Linked DNA regions of Homo sapiens: region 2 is linked to region 1. A link is an interaction called in ENCODE POLR2A ChIA-PET data of the cell type or tissue named here. Cell type or tissue: OCI-LY7. All regions are shown on one strand. Links, peaks and the distances in the headings refer to the core of each region. The heading gives the core; the rest is flanking DNA.

Region 1 (2,905 bases), core at 251-2,750:
GCAGGCTGCTAAAATGACCCCGAGTGCCTCAGAAATCTCAGGGCCACCGCAGCCTCTCCCCTCTCAGCCATGGTTCGATTCCTCATAAATATTAAGACTTCATGTGCTCCTGCGTGGATTTTCACCAAGTCCTAAAATGCAGTGTAGACGCTCCAGGGAAGAGGAAGCAAGTGACATTCCTGGCCCGCTCTTACGCCACGAGCTCTGCAGACGCCGAAAGGTTGCTCACAGGAGGCGGAAAGTGCCAGGGGTTGGGCCTGAGGTCATGCAGAGGCCAACTGTGGGCCGGGGTCCCAGCGGCAGCCTCCCCACCGAGGGCTGTGTTGAACCCTGGAGAGAGAGGGCGAGAGAGAGAGAGCGAGAGAGAGAGAGAGAGAGACAAAGCGAGCGAGAGAGAAAGCTAGCATGAAGGCTTGTTGGAGGCCTGACTCCCCAAGGCCAGACCCTAAGGCCTTGAAGGTCAGCCAAGAAGTTGACCAAGCCAAGAAGTCCTGAGACTTGGAGCCACAGGGCCAGTGGGGCACCATCTCCCCAGAACAAAAACTGTACCCCAAGAATTGAAGGGAAATATTATTTTTACTCTGAAACGTTCTGGAGCAGAATGCAAAATTCCATCCCTTTCAAATAGAAAACACAAGCTATTCACACTTGAGGTGGGTGAGGGTGCTTTTGGGGAAAAGTTTGAGAGTCGCGTCCTGGGCACTGGGCAATCATCAGAGGGTGTCTCCCTCGGGAGGGGTCCAGTCAGGCCTGGCTTCACGGGGATGGTCAGTGAGGCAGGGCTGGGCGATGGGCGCCGGCTCCTCCTGGAGTCAACCTTTCATTCATTCATTCATTCAGCAAATGGCAGTCGTGGGGTAGGCAGCCATGCACATGGCAGTCAAGGCCCTCCCTTTCCATTCCAGACTGTGATTGATCCGTGCTCCCCTCCCCGCCCCGACCCCACTCCCCGCCCCGCCCCCACTCCCCGCCCCGCCCCCACTCCCCGCCCCGCCCCCACTCCCCGCCCCGCCGCTGGCAGCGGGCAAGGACCCACGACTCATCCCATGGCCTCCCTCTGGGTAAGTGCTTGTCGACTGAGTCAACGACTGAATCAGCCGCGGTTGTCAGGGCTCAGCTGGACTGAGCGCTGCTGCCTGTGGGCGTTTCCTCCTCATGTGTTTTTTATCAGCAGCAGCGGCTGCAGGGTCCCCGTGCTCAGGGGTTGCCTCTGTCGTGCTCACTCTGCCCCGCGCTCTGTCCACACCCCTGCTCCATCCAACTCGCAGATGGAGCGGTTTCCTTTGAGCCCCAGTCCTGTCCAAACACACATGGGTGCTGGGCTTTCCCTGTGGCACATTTTCTACCCTCTGTAGGCAGGAAAGAGCAAGCACATGGAGGCAGCCCTGTTGTCCTTGGCCTTTCCAGGACACCTGGGAGGAGACAGCACCCTGTGAGGCTAAGAGCTGGACTCTGGAGTCAGAAAGGTCTGAGTTCAAATCCCACCCCTGCTGCTGAGAGAGTGGCACAGGGCAGTTTCACCACTGTGAGCTTGTTCCTCCTCTGTGAACTGAATAATAAACCCTGCTTTCCAGAAAAGAGGCGCACAGAGAGGACTTTATCATAGGGCCCACGATGAGCTCCCGGGGTCCGAGCGAGAGACCCGCAGCACCACTTGGTGGGGGCAGGGCCGTGTGTCTGCATGTGCACCTGTTCATCTGCCCACCGCAGGCTCTCACATACCAGGGCTTTGTCTTCTGCAAGGATGACCAAGACATGGCCCTGCACTCAGGAAATGACAGGCAAGGAGCGTTCTCAGGGGTGGCAGATGTAGCGAGAGCACTTGGGTCGGAGCCACAGGGCTCTGGGCAGAGACTGCGGTTCCGTGTTGGGGGAAGGAGGTTAGGGAGTCAGGAAAGATCTCCATCATGTGGGGGCCTTGAATTAGAAGTTCAGCAAGTGCCACAGACTGATTTCACATCCCACCACAAGTATTTATTGAGCACCTATTGTGTAATAGGCACTGTGCCTGGTGCTGGGATACACGGGGTGGTAGCACAAAGGAAGACACTGCCCAGGGCTCCTGGCCTGGCGGGGACACAGACAAGGGCCCAAGGGATGGCAGCCCCAAGGGGCAGGGCCAAGCTGGGCCATGCGGAGGGTGCCGTGGGACTGCCTGGCAGGAGCATCTGTCCACCCTGGGGATCAGTGCAGAACGTGATTCCATCCTGATGGAAAAGACGTTTCGGCTGGGAGCAGAAAGATGAGGAAAGCGCTGCTGTGTGGCATGGGGCCAGCTGCTTCCCCTCCCTGAGCCTCGGTCTCCTCACCCACAAGCGGAGGGACTTGGAGCTCTGCTCTCTCAGGTTCTGGTGGCTCTGATGGGATGTGACACCCATGACATTCCCAGGAGCTGAGAGGATCTCCTGCTACTTGATAACCTGGAAGGCCCGTGAAAGCTTAGGGCTCTGTCAATGTAGGAATCAAGGCTGTGGAGGCAGATTAGCAGCAGTCCAGCCCCGAGCTGGGACCTGCTCAGCACGCCTCCTCTGCACTGGCATTGCCTGCATGTCCAGGTCCTGCCACAACTGCACACTCCACCTCCCAGCTCGAGCCCCGGGGCCCTCTGAGAGGAGGCAGAGCTTCTCTCTTGGTCTTTGCTGCAGCTCTGCACCCTCCCCAGCCGGCCCAGGAGCCAGATGGGACCCGGCCGAGCTGCAGAACACCGTGCACCTTCCTGCAGTCCTCAGCCTGGGACCTGAGGAGCACAGGCTGATGGCCTGATGCGGCTTCCAGACAGAGCTCAGCCCACTCTTGGGAGGTGCCAGCTGCCTGGGTGGTCTGGTATCGGAATGAAATCCAGAGGCCAGAAGGAGCCCAGGGTTCAAATTGCCACCAATTTCCTGAAAGTTCCTCTAGAGCTCCG
Region 2 (2,905 bases), core at 289-2,788, 66 kb after region 1:
TCCGTTGTCCTCGCCACCCTGACTAAGCTACAGCTGCGATATATTGTAATTTTCAGTCTGTTTGACTATCATGCTGGTTTCCCAGGCCATGGCTCCACTGATTCGAGCCCTCTGAAAGTGCTGTGAGTCATCTGGGCCCTTCCATAGGTGTTTACAGCAGGTGCATTTTGGGTCTTTTGAGGTCAGGGACTAGAGCTCTGGACCGTGTGGGATTTTCTCTCCAAAATCACTTGTCAGAACTTTCCAGAAGGATCCTGTTCTTTTTTGTTGATTCTAGGGGCACAGACTTATTTTTATATCCCTCCTTGAGGGGTCCCTCCTCAAGTTGGCAGTTGGCAGGGTGAGGGGTGGAGGGTGGTAACCACGTGTCACAAGCCCTGCTGGTGGTGGCCCCTTTGCCAGGGGCTCCATGGCCCAGCCAGCACGGAGCATGCCCCGAGCCCTTCCACCACCAAGAGTGTCCCTGCCACTCATGCTCAGGATGCTGGAGGGAGCACAGAACCCCAGTGAGCGGGCAGAGCCCAGGCAGCGGCTGAGCCAGGCTGCAGAGATTGATTCTGATAAAATAGCAGATTGCTCGGGGCATGTTTCTCTTGCAAAATCCTGGGCTGCCACCACTGATGTGTGAGACGGGGCGGCAGAGGGAGGGAACTTACGTGATCTTCAGGTGAAAGGAGGCTTTATAAATAGGTCACCTTGTTCCACATCCTGAATTTCATTCTTTCCCCATCTTGGGGCAAAACAATGGTTTTACTGTTCTGGGGTCAGTCGGACACACTGTGGAGGAACTGGGTGTAAGGAGGTGGGTGAGTGTCTGCCACTCGCTGGTGACAGACCCACCTCTGTGCATCCTTTACCTGCCCTTTCTGTCTGTCTGTCCCCAGTCGCTTTGGCTACATCCCCAAAAGAGGGTGTAGCCGTTCCTTCAACAGACCTCTTCCTAAAACACCACCACAAACAGGTAATTTTTAGAGGAAGCAAGGCTCGGGAACAATTGATCTGAAAGCATTTTGGGGGAAGGTGGGGTCTGCAGGGTTGTGGCTTTAATTGAAACACCATCGGGGGGTTGCCGGCAGGTGCTGTGCAGTCTGGCCTGTCTCAGCCTCCCCCAGGGTCTGCTCTCAGTGCCTCATTCCTCCTCACCTCCTCCTCTTCCCTGGCGTTGGTCTATCAGGGGTGGAACAGCCACCGGTGTTTCTGATGGGGCCACCTCACCTGGCCTTTGCCACATGCAGAGCTGCTGTGCAGCTGCCACCTGGCTGGGTATGGGGACGGACCAGCTGTTCTCTTCTTGTGTTCTGGGTCAGTAGAGAGAGACAGCCGCCCCATTTTTACGGGGCTAATTAAAATCTGTAATTTTGAAACAGTATAATCGGAAGTCTTGGGATAGATCACTGTAGAAATAATGTCCCTCTTCGGGATGGCCCCAAAGCTTCCCCAGGATTCTCATCCTTTATTTAAATACCCTTCTGCCAGGCTGGGCATGGTGGCTCACACCTGTTATCCGAGCACTTTGGGTGGCCAAGACAGGAGAATTGCTTGAGCCTCGTAGTTAAGAGAGCAGCCTGGGCAACATAGTGAGACCCTGTCTCTTTAAAAGAAAAAAAAGCGTTTTAAACGCCCTTCTACCAGTTATGGATCCTTAACACGTACCTTCATGGATAAAGCATTCAGGACAATAGTGCTTACACATTACGCTGTGCTTGCTTTATAAAAGCAACACAGGTGCAGAACCTGTAGGAATTGCTTTGGGAATAACTTGTTCTTGCAAACATAGTGTGTGAAATCATTGTTTCTCAGCCTTTGATTCTCTTTTGTGTGCTTAAAAATCATTTTAGTTTGAAAAGGAATACATGCATTTTAAAAAATTCAATTCAAAAAGCGTTTTTTCCCTCCCACCCACAATCATTAACCATTGTGAAAGGTTTGATGTTTATCCTTCTAGACCTTTCTCTGTACCTACAAACATAAATAGGCGCAGAGAGAATCTTTTTAAATTCTGTTCTTTCAGAAACGGCATCATGATCTGCATATTGTTCTGTGATTTGCTTTACAAATGCGACAGCATCGTGTTACATTTTCTGTTACGTCACCACTTTGGAGGGGCTGCATGGAGCTCCGTGGTGTAGATGAGGTGGGACTCATGCTGTCCCCAGCATCTTCATCCTCATGTCCCTGTGGAGGCCTATAGGGTTTGGTAGACAAGAGCCCTGGAAGGGCTGTTGCTGGGTGATTGCTGGGCGTTTTGCACATGGACAGGGACTGCCTCGTTGTACCTGCACACCTAGAAGGCTGCCCCAGTTCAGGGTCTGTCCCCCTTCAACACACACCCACAGTGTGTAGGAGTGTCCTTTCCCCACCTTCTTTGCAGTTTCCCTGCAACTTTTTTTTTTTTTTTTTTTTAAACAGAATCTCGCTCTGACGCCCAGGTTCGAGTGCAGTGGTGCGATCTCGGCTCACTGCAACCTCCGCCTCCTGGGTTCAAGTGATTCTCCTGCCTCAGCCTCCCGAGTAGCTGGGATTACAGGTGCTCACCACCACGCCCAGCTTATTTTTGTATTTTTAGTAGAGATGGGGTTTCACTATGTTGGCCAGACTGGTCTCAAACTCCTGACCTCAGGTGATCTGCCCACCTCGGCCTCTCAAAGTGCTGGGATTACAGGCGTGAGCCACCGCGGCAACTTTTTTTAACCCTGGGCATCCCACAGCACTGTCTCGCTCCTGTCTCGGCGGTAGTGCTGTGTCTAGCATCACATTCCTCTGTGCCTTGCATAATGAAAGCAAACCGTGGCTGTATCCAGAAGGCGCTCTCTGACCACAGGGACCTGCCTTGCCTCTCCTGCCCCTCCAGGCTCCCTCAGCCTTCAGAGAGAATGGCTGCCCTAGATCATTAAAGGCTGAAGAC

Evidence for each region. Peaks named below come from ENCODE experiments on the same cell type or tissue, not always from the same donor. Only the 100,000 strongest peaks of a DNase experiment are listed, where the experiment ranks them.
Region 2: POLR2A ChIA-PET joins it to region 1 with 6 read pairs; 2 of 35 experiments call an interaction of 5 or more read pairs at or near these places.

What each region holds. Positions count from the first base shown.
Region 1 is chr1:9,279,439-9,282,343 of GRCh38, forward strand. No RefSeq gene overlaps it. Among named protein-coding and RNA genes, the nearest start is that of SPSB1, 12 kb to the right of the region's middle. RefSeq lists an enhancer at 1-54. In OCI-LY7, for the core only: no CTCF peak of the experiment used is centred there; no DNase peak of the experiment used is centred there.
Region 2 is chr1:9,345,561-9,348,465 of GRCh38, forward strand. The region is part of intron 1 of SPSB1 (splA/ryanodine receptor domain and SOCS box containing 1); the gene reads left to right. Among named protein-coding and RNA genes, the nearest start is that of SPSB1, 54 kb to the left of the region's middle. In OCI-LY7, for the core only: no CTCF peak of the experiment used is centred there; a DNase peak (open chromatin) is centred at 1,241; H3K4me3 peaks cover 987 bases.